Linked DNA regions of Homo sapiens: region 2 is linked to region 1. Evidence: read pairs that join two places in POLR2A ChIA-PET (ENCODE). Cell type or tissue: A673. All regions are shown on one strand. Each heading gives the region's core, and the rest is flanking DNA. Links, peaks and the distances in the headings are about the cores only.

Region 1 (5,385 bases), core at 167-5,166:
TAGCACTTTGGGAGGCCGAGGCAGGCGGATCACCTGAGGTCAGGAGTTCGAGACAGCCTGACCAACATGGAGAAACCCCGTCTTTACTAAAAATACAAAATTAGCCGGGCGTGGTAGCGCATGCCTACAATCCCAGCTACTAAGGAGGCTGAAGCAGGAGAATCACGTGAACCCAGGAGGTGGAGGTTGCGGTGAGCCGAGATCGCGCCATTGCACTCCAGCCTGGGCAACAAGAGCAAAACTCCGTTTCAAAAAAAAAAAGAAAATAGAAAGTTTCTCATTTTTAAGTTTGCCTCACATTTCCTCATGATTCCATTGAGGTTATACATTATTGGCCTGAATAATGCACAGGTGATATTGTGTCCTTCTCAAGATATCACATCTTGACTCACATATTGTCTGCCTGCCTTTGGTTGGCTAATTATGATTTCTTAAATTTGATTTAGCCACTGTGCAATTACTTTTTTCTTCCCTTGCAACTATAAGCAGTCTATGTGGAGATACTTCAAAACAATACAAATATCCTGTGCTTTATCAACATTTTTCCCCTAAATTTACCACGAAGTTGCAAAATGACGACTTTCCAACTCCAGCATTGCCTCTACAGGTACCAATGTTGGCATTCTGCTATAAGCAGGACCTCCCCTTCTCCTTCATTTATTTATCTACTTATTATTGGTATAGGCTCAGAAATGTCTATTTTTCAATGGTTTACAATTGATTACTGTACTTCATTATTTTGGTATTCAAATTGCCCCAGATTTGGCCTGTAGGAGCTCCTGTGAGCTCCTGTGCCCTTGTGAATTCCCCCATCTTTTTTTTTTTTGATACTTATTTCCTATAATTACTTCATTTTAACTGTTCTTGCCCTGTAATAAAACATGAATGGTACTCTATTAACTAACAGCCATGAGGAAGTTGTCTCTAATTTTATATACCAATGTTACTAAAGAAAATTAAGGGAGGGAATTAATAAATCAATCAGACTTTGTGTTGTTTCTTTGGTATCATTAGTGCTAGAATAGATTTCTTGATTTGGACATCCTTCAGAATGTGAGGTGTGTGTACAGTTTGGAGTCCCTTGTATTCGTGTAGGAGTGAAGCTTGAGACCATGTGAATGATGGTCAGCCTTTCCTAGGATTTCTCTGCCAATTTCTAATTTGTCCATGACCTTTACTTTGCTTATTGTGTTTTTCCCCTAGCCTGGCACCATATCGAGGGTGGTTTCCAGTGATTTCCAGTCTCTGCTGCTCCAATTTTGTCTATTTCTACACTTTTAATAGCCTCAAAGCACTCTGGGTCAAAGGTCAACATTCTACCACTGGAAAAGATCTGGTAGTTGGGTTTGTTGCAGGTAACAAGGTTTTCTGGGTATAAAATGTTTTTATATTTACCTTGTGGTTTTATATCCTCTAAGAGGTTATTTAGCCCAAAGTAATGCTTACAAAGAATATAGCCAGTTTTCCAACTTGGTTTTTTTTTTTTTAATTGTGTTAAAAAACGTGACATAAAATTTACCATGTTAATTTTAAGTGTAAGGTCAGTAGTGTTAAACATGTTCACAATGTTATGAAACAAATCTCCAGTACTTTTGCATATTGCAGACCTGATTCTATTCTCATTAAACTCCCCTTTTCCCTTTCCCTGAGCCCCTTAGTAACCACCATTCTACTTTCGGTTTCTAAGAATTTGACTACTTTAGATACTTGATATAAGTCGAATCATACACTACTTGTTTTTTTTGTGACTGGCTTACTTCACTTAGTATAATGTCTTCTACTTTCATCCATGCCATACAGCATGTGACATGACTTCCTTACTTTTTTATGACTGAATAATATTCCATTATATGTATATATCACATTCTGTTTATCCATTCATCTGTTAATAGGCACTTAAGTTGCTTCCATCTTTTGGCTGTTGTGAATAGTGCTATGAAAATGGATGTGTAGCTCTCTCTTTGAGAGCCTGCTTTCCATTCTTCTGGATATATACCCAGAAGTGGGATTGCTGGATCATTTGGAATTCTGTTCAGTTTTCTCGGGAACCTCCATACTGTTTTCCATAACACTGTAACATTTATAATCCCACCAACAGTACACAGAAGTTCCCATATTTCCACATCCTCACTAACACTTACTTTCTGTTTTATGATAGTAGCCATCCTAATGGGTATGAGGTGATATCTCACTGTGGCTTTGATTTGCATTTCTCTGATGATTAGTGATGCTGAACATCACTTTTCATATGTTTGTTGGCCATTTGTATATTATCTTTGCAGAAATGTCTGTTCTGGTTCTTTGTCTATTTTTTAATCAGGTTATTACATTTTTTTGCTCTGAAGTTGTAGGATGTCTGTATGTGGTATAATAAAAAATGTATGTGGCCTTTGTCCCTGGTTCCTGGCACAGTTCCTAAAACCATTGGAATTTCCTGAGTAGTAGTATCTTTTGTTATTCCTAATGAGCCCCTTTGAACTATCTCTGAGTTTAGGCTAATAAAGTTACTATTGGTGGGCTCCTAGATAGCTTCAGGATGGAGGCTGGTGGCCAGAGGAACCAGCCATGTGCTTAGAGAGAAGGGGAGAGAAGTTGAATTTTGGATAAATAACTCAGGATAGAAGTCTAGGAGTCATCACAGGCTCTTCGTGCCTTCCCACCCTCCACATCTGCTTGGCCATCAAGAACCACTGGTCTGTCTCCTCACTGTCTCTTGGATCCATTTCCTCTTCTCCATATCCATAGCCATTTCCCCAAATCAAACCTTATCATTGCTCACCTGGACTATTGCACTATAGTCTGATCTTCCCTTTGAGGTCTTCCTCATGAACCCACTTTGCACAGTTTTGCAGCCTTTCTAGGAGAGTAGTTTTCAAAGAGTATCACGACTCAAAGAACTCAAGTTTGAGATTTGTTCACTTGGGGAAAAAAATTAGAATAGTTCCTGTACAGAAAAAGACTTGTTTTTTACATAAATTACAACAAATGGCAATCTAGTGGGATCTTCTATACTTGAGACCAGTTATTTGTAATACTTTGATTTTAATCATTTTAGATTAGTTTATATGTATTTGCATTTGAAAGATTATAACTTACAGGGACTAACTCATATAACTTTCCATGAAACTTCTAATTCATGGACTATATGTTGAAATCTTTTGCTTTTTAAATTGTCCAAAGCGGTTTATTTGCTGTGTCTGCCATCCCATTACCCACCAGATATATACCACCCCTGTGTTACTCTCTCTGTCCTGTTCATCTTTCTAACTCTTAGTGCAATTTAGGATTACAGCAGACTCCCCCATACCTAACACAGCTGGACTGGTATAGTAGGGCAGTTAGCTTTCATTTTTTACTTTTTTCCACTTGTCTAAAATTTTTTTTTCAGGGCTCATGAACAATTTTTTTCTTTTTTTTTTCAGGGCTCAATTTTAAAAAGTCAGTTAAAGTAACACATATAATAAATAGCCTACTAACCTTAATTGTTGTATTTTAACTTTAAAGTTCACTCTTCCACTTTTTTTTTTTTTTTTTTTTTTGAGATTGTGTCTCACTCTGTTGCCCAGGCTGGAGTGCAGTGGCATAATCTTGGATTGCTGCAACCTCCACCTCCTGGGTTCAAGCAATTTTCCTACCTCAGCCACCTGAGTAGCTGGGATTACAGGCACCCACCACCATGCCCAGCTAATTTTTTATATTTTTAGTAAAGATAGGGTTTCACCATGTTGGCCAGGCTGGTCTCAAACTCCTGACCTCAGGTGATCTGCCTGCCTCGGCCTCCCAAAGTGCTGGGATTACAGGCGTGAGCCACCGCGCCCAGCCTAAAGTGTTTTCTTGAGTGTGTGAGAAGGGGGTAGGATTACAGTTGACACATAGGAGAGTCTACGGGTCTGTGTTGACTGTGAGCATCATCTGTTGTCTTGTCAGAAAATGGTCCAAGGCCAGGTGTGGTGGCTCACCCCTGTAATCCCAGCAGTTTGGGAGGTCAAGGCAGGAGGATCACTTGAGCCCGCAGTTTGAGACCAGCCTGGGCAACATAGCAAGACCCCATCTCTATAAAAAATAAATTTTAGACCAGGCGCGGTGGCTCACGCCTGTAATCCCAGCACTTTGAGAGGCTGAGGCGGGTGTATCACCTGAGGTCAGGAGTTCGAGAACAGCCTAGCCTACATGGTGAAACCCCACCTTTACTGAAAATACAAAAAATTAGCCAGGTGTGGTAGCAGGTGCCTGTAATTCCACCTACTTGGGAGACTGAGGCAGGAGAATTGTTTGAACCTGGCAGGCAGAGGTTGCAGTGAGCCAAGATCATGCCACTGCACTCCAGCCTGGGCAACAAGAGGGAAACTCTACCTCTAAATAAACAAACAAACATAAAATATTTTAAAAGGTAGGGAAAGAAGGAAAGAAAGAAAATGAAAATGGTTGGGAGACCCAGCTCCTGAGTCGCTGGCATCAGGGATCCTCCGTGGCGTGTCATCGGCATCGTCGGGCCCCTGGTGCACCCCCGCGGCAGACAGAGCTCACGCCCCTTCCCACCCCGTGGCTGGTCCGGGGTCCGGGCACCGCGTGGACGGTGTCTCTGTAGGACGCAGGGACCGGGCTGCAGCCCATGCCTCGAGCAGACTGCATTACGAAGCATCTGTCATACTCCTGCCGGGACCAAGTGGTATGGGGCTTCGGCCGTGGCTACAAGCAGCTGGGCATCCCCCACAGCTAATTTTCCTGAGCAAGTGGTAGATAATCTGCCAGCCGATATATCCAGTGGCATTTATTATGGTTGGGCCAGTGCTGGAAGTAGAGATGGTCAGAAGATGGTGGTGAGCATAGGATGGAACCCATACTATGAGAATACGAAGAAGTCCATGGAAACACATACCATGCATACCTTCAAAGAGCACTTCTATGGGGAAATCCTGAGTGTGGCCGTTGTTGGCTACCTCAGACCAGAAAAGAACTTTGATTCATGAGAGTCACTTATTTCAGCAATTCAAGGTGATTTTTGAGGAAGCTAAGAAATGACTAGATTTACCAGAACATTTGAAACTCAAAGAAGATAATTTCTTCCAGGTTTCTAAAAGCAAAATAATGAATGGCCACTGATGAAAAATCATATTATTTATTCATTCACTGTCTTCCAGTATTTCAGTGTTTTGTTTTGTTTTTATTTTATTTTATTTTAAGTTTTTGAGATGGAGTCTCGCTCTCTCTCCCAGGCTGGAGTGCAGTGGCGTGATCTTGGCTCACTGTGACCTCTGCCTCCCAGGTTCAAGTGATTCTGCTGCCTCAGCCTCCTGAGTAGCTGGAATTACAGGCGCACACCACCACGCCTGGCTAATTTTTGTATTTTTAGTAGATATGGAGTTTCACCATGTTGGTCAGGCT
Region 2 (5,385 bases), core at 167-5,166, 52 kb after region 1:
CTCAGCCTCCTGAGCAGCTGGGACTACAGGCACACACCACCATTCCTAGCTAATTTTTGTATTTTTTAGTAGAGATGGGGTTTCACCATGTTGGCCAGGCTGGTCTCGAACTCCTGACCTCAAGTGATCCACTTGCCTTAGCCTTGTAAAGTGCTAGGATTACAGGCGTGAGCCCCGTGCCCGGCCAACATTTTTTTTAAGAGACTCTTTTTTACTCACTCTACCGACTCACAGCACTAATTTCTTCTGGAAACACCATCACAGGCCTACCCAGGAACACTGTTTTGCCGGCTATCTGGACATCTCCTTATGTTGCCCAGGCTGGTCTTGAACACCTGGCCTCAAGTGACCCTCCCACCTCAGCCTCCCAAAGCGTTGGGATTACAGGCATGAGCCACTGCACCCTGCCAAGACACAAGGTTTTCATTCCACTGAACGTGTTACAACCATCTGGTGTACAACTGGATTTCTGTCTTAGTCCCTTGGGGCTGCTATAATAAAATATCATAAACTGTTTATCTTATTTACAAGAGAAATTTATTTCTCCCACTTCTGGAAGCTGGGAAATCCAAGATCAAGGTGCCGACAGATTCAGTGTCTGGTGAGGGCCCACTTTCTGGTTCATAGACAGCATCTTTTTGCTGTAATCTCACATGCTGGAAGGAGCAAGGGACCTCTCTTGGGTCTCTTTTATTAAAGGACACTAATCCCATTCATGAGGGTACTGCCTTGGGGAATGCACCACTCTTTCAACTTCAATCAAGTATCTCCTGAGTTTGAGTGCTTGTTTTCGAAAGCGTGGTAGAAGTTTATTTTTCTCCTTGGTCCTCTAGTAGCCAGGTTACAGCTAGGTCATCTTGACTGTACCATCTGCAGAGAGGAAGACTCACCTTCGTTAGGATAGAAGCACCAGTGTCTAACTAGACAAGGACTATGGACTTAGAATGACATCGAATTTCCAGACCAAAACATTTACCAGAGCATTATGGTGTTCAAGGCATTGTGGGGACCCTGAGGGGGTGTATGGAGGACTATGAAGCAATCCCAGCCCCCACAGGAAGCTTGCAATTATTTTGGATGATAGCCATCCATACAAGATTGTGTCTGGGAGTGGTGGCTTACGCCTGTAATCCCAGCACTTTGGAAGGCCAAGGTGGGCAGATCACCTGAAGTCAGGAGTTCGAGACCAGCCTGGCCAACATGGTGAAACCCTGTTTCTACTAAAAACAGAAAAAAATTAGCTGGGCATGGTGGTGGGTGCCTGTAACCTCAGCTACTTGGGAGGGTGAGGCACGAGAATCGCTTGAACCCAGGAGGCAGAGGTTGCAGTGAGCCAAGACCGTGCCATTGCACTCCAGGCTGGGCAATAAGAAAGAAACTCAGTCTGGAAAAAAAAAAAAAGACGTTTGCTTTGTCCCTAAAAATTAGTGTCTATGAATTTTCTTACATTGTTATTTCTTCATGTGTAAATATCCTATCAGTGCAGCTAAATCGTAAGCTCCATGAGAACGCAGACGGTAGCCTGTGTTTCGGTGCGTATTCCTACATGGAAGCTCTGAGTTACGGTTAAAGATGAGACTGATTTATACAGATGATAATGCTCTCGAGTTTAACATTGTCTCTGCAATGATCTATGAGCATATTTGGAAAAGAAATCGCATCAGGGGCCAATGGTTTAAATAGGAGGATTTCTGGGCACTGTCAGGAGGTGTTATAGACAGACCTGGGTCAGTTGCAGAGCGGAGAGGATGTCCTGTGTTCTTCCTTTTCCCTTTCTGGCTCCAAGCAAATGGGCAGAACCAAATGAGGCAGGAAGGCGAAAGGAAAACTTGGATTCCACAGTGAGAGCTGGAGATGTGCTCTGTCAGTGACTAACATGAAACCACCCTCTCTCAGCAGGTTTAGGTCTGACCACGAAAGAAGCCTGGGCTCCCCAGGGTCACATGTGATGGCTGTTAACAGGACAACTGGCTATGCCACTGTGATAATTGTATCATCCACTGAATGGTTAAACTCCTTTGAATACTCTCAGAATTAAAGAGGATATGTGGTGGTGGAAAGTGACAATTGGGGCTGTGTGGAGTCCTCGTGTGTCCCTTTCTTATGCTTCCTTCCAAAGCTGCTACCCATCTGATGCCAAATTCTAGAACCGGCCCTTGTTACAAAAGCATGAACTTCAAACAATTTTCTAGTCTATACTCCTTGCTCCCAGGCAAGTTTTGCCTAAATTACTCCCAATCGTGACATGATTTAAAATTTTTGCCCCCTTTTTTTTTTTTTTTGAAGACAGGGTGTCTACTCTGTCACCCAGGCTGGAGTGCAGTGGCACAATCTCAGCTCACTACAACCTCCACCTCCTGGGCTCAACCAATGCTCCTACCTCAGCCTCCCAAGTATCGGGGACTACAGGCACACACCACCACACCCAGCTAATTTTTGTATTTTTTGTAGAGATGGGGTTTCACCATGTTGTCCAGGCTGGTCTCGAATTCCTGGACTCAAGCGATCTGACTGCCTCGGCCTCCCAAAGTGCTGGGATTACAGGCGTGAGCCACCGCGCCGGGCCTGTATGCCCTCATTTATACAAGTTTCCTCCCTGAAGAAAACTTGGATCAGTTAGATAAATGGATGAAGAAAATACCACCCACAGTTCTCCCACCTCCAAACAACCATTGTTAATATTTAATGTATTCCTCATTTATTTGTCTGTGCACAGTGTATGTCTATAAAACCACGATTGTGATGTATATCATTTAAATCAGTGTAATAAGCACAGTTGCGTCTGTTTGTTATTCTACATCAGAACATATCCAGCTCCCCATGTTATGAAGTGGTTTTGAAAGCATAATTATTTTCTTTCCAACTTTTATTTATTTATTCATTTATTTGAGACAAAGTCCTGCTCTGTTGCCCAGGCTGCAGTGCAGTGGTGCGATCTCAGCTCACTGCAACCTCCGCTTCCCAGGCTTAAGCATTCTCATGCTTTAGTCTCCTGAGTAACTGAGACTACAGGCATGTGCCACTGCACCTGGCTAACTGTTGTATTTCTTTCTTTTTTTTTTTTTTTTTTTTTTTTGCCATTTTGGCCAGTCTGGTTTTTGCCATTTTGGCCAAGCTGGTCTCGAAATCCTGGCCTCAGGTGATCTTCCCATCTCGGCCTCCCAAAGTGCTGGGATTACTGGTGTGAGCCACTTTAACTGGCCTCATGTGCAGGTTTGTTACATGGGTAAATTGTGTGTCATGGGGGTTTGGTATACAGATAATTTTGTCACCCAGGTAGTCAACATGATACCCGGTAGGTAGTTTTTCAATTCTTACTCTCCTCCCACCCTCCACCCACAATTAGGTCTGTTGTTCCTTTCTTTGTGTCAGCGTGTGCTTAATGTTTAGCTCCCACTTATAAGTGAGAACATGTGGTGTTTGGTTTTCTGTTCCTGAGTTAATTCACTTAGGATAATAGCCTCCAGCTCCACCCATATTGCTGCAAAGGACATTATTTCATTCTTTTTATGGCTGTGTAGTATTCCATAGTGTATATGTACCATGTTTTCTTTCTTTCTTTTTCTTTTTTTTTTTTTTTTTTTGGGAGACGGAATCTTGCTCTGTCACCCAGGCTGGAGTGCAGTGGCGCAATCTTGGCTCACTGCAATCTCGGCTCACTGCAATCTCTGCCTCCTGGGTTCAAGTGATTCTCCCGTCTCAGCCTCCCGAGTAGCTGAGATTACAGGGGCGCACCACCACTCCCGGTTAATTTTTGTGTTTTTGTAGAGGTGAGGTTTCACCATATCAGCCAGGCTGGTCTCGAACTCCTGACCTCAAGTGATCCACCCCACCTCGGCCTCCCAAAGTGCTGGAACTACAGGAGTGAGCCAACATGCCTGGCCCATACCATGTTTTCTTTATCCAGTTCACCACTGATGGAAATCTAGGTTGATTCCATGTCTTTGCCACTGTAAATAGTGCTGCCATGAACATATGCGTGCATGTCTCTTTATGGTAGAATGATTTATATTCCTTTGGATTTATACCCAGTAGTGGGATTCCTGGGTTGAATGGTAGTTGTATTTTAAGTTCTTTGTGAAATCTCCAGACTGCTTCCATAGTGGCTGAACTAATCTGCATTCCCACCAACAGTGTATAAGCATTCCCTTTTCTCTGCAACCTTGCCAGCATCTATTATTTTTTGAATTTTTAATAATGGCCATTCTGGCCAGGCACATGCCTATAATCCCAGCACTTTGGGAGGCTGAGGCGGGCGGATCACTTGAGGTCAGGAGTTAGAGACCAGCCTGGCCAACATGGCAAAACCCCATTTCTACCAAAAATACAAAAATTAGCCAGGTGTGGTGGCAGGAGCCTGTAATCCCAGCTACTCGGGAGGCTGAGGCAGGAGAATTGCTCAAACCCGGGAGGTGGAGGTTGCAGTGAGCCAAGATCGCGCCACTGCACTCCAGCCTGGGCAACAGAGTAAGACTCTGTCTTAAAAATAAATAAATAAGCAAACAAACAAATAAATAAATGAAGGCCATTCTGACTGGTGTGAGGCGTATCTCATTGTGGGTTTGATTTGCGTTTCCCTAATGACTAGTGGCGTTGAGCATTCCCCATTGTTGGTATAGCTCAGTGAACACTGGGGATCTCTACGTCTCACAAAATTAGGAGCTTGAGTGGGGCGGAGGATAGAGGTTAGGGAGAAAACCCAGAATTCTTCTGTCCAAATGTTTCCCTTCAGGAAGAAGGATCAAAGTCATCTCAGACTCGGTCTAGTGGTTCGGAGCGGGGACTGGCCCCAAGGCTGCCCAGGCCCGGGTCTCAGCTCCACCACGTACTAGTAGTGTGACCTCAGGCAAGCTGTATCCCTTTATTTTTCCCATCTGTAAAGTCAAGATGGTAATGCTTCCTTCCTTGTAGGGTTTTTGGAAAGATTAATTGAGTTAAAATTCAGGCCAGGCACAGTGGCTCACGCCTGTAATCCCAACACTTTGGGAGGTTGAGGTGGGTGGGTCACCTGAGGTCAGGAGTTCGAGACCAGTCTGGCCAACATGGTGAAATCCCGTCTCTACTAAAAATACAAAAAATTAGCCAGGCCTGGTGGCAGGCACCTGTAATCTCAGCTACTTTGGAGGCTGAGGCAGGAGAATTGCTTGGACCTGGGAGGTGGAGGTTGCAGCGAGCCGAGATCACGCCATTGTACTCCAGCCTGGGCGACAGAGCGAGACTCCGTCTCAAAAAAAAGTCAAAATTCCTGTACAGACCAGCGCCCAGCCTAGCTAAGTGCTCTGAAAGTGTTGGCTATTTTTCTTAGCTATGGCAGAGGTCCTCCAGTGAGGTTGGGGGAACTATAAAATTTTTATTTTGTATGCCTCTGCTATAATTCAACGGTTT

What was found. Peaks named below come from ENCODE experiments on the same cell type or tissue, not always from the same donor. Only the 100,000 strongest peaks of a DNase experiment are listed, where the experiment ranks them.
Region 2: POLR2A ChIA-PET joins it to region 1 with 8 read pairs; 4 of 35 experiments call an interaction of 5 or more read pairs at or near these places.

Annotation. Positions count from the first base shown.
Region 1 is chr22:40,788,495-40,793,879 of GRCh38, reverse strand. SLC25A17 (solute carrier family 25 member 17) reads left to right here. Exons shown (of 9, transcript NM_006358.4): 4 at 1,204-1,355. It also overlaps the pseudogene RFKP4. Among named protein-coding and RNA genes, the nearest start is that of MIR4766, 23 kb to the left of the region's middle. In A673, for the core only: no CTCF peak of the experiment used is centred there; a DNase peak (open chromatin) is centred at 2,459; H3K27ac peaks cover 2,477 bases.
Region 2 is chr22:40,736,395-40,741,779 of GRCh38, reverse strand. No RefSeq gene overlaps it. Among named protein-coding and RNA genes, the nearest start is that of MCHR1, 60 kb to the right of the region's middle. In A673, for the core only: no CTCF peak of the experiment used is centred there; no DNase peak of the experiment used is centred there.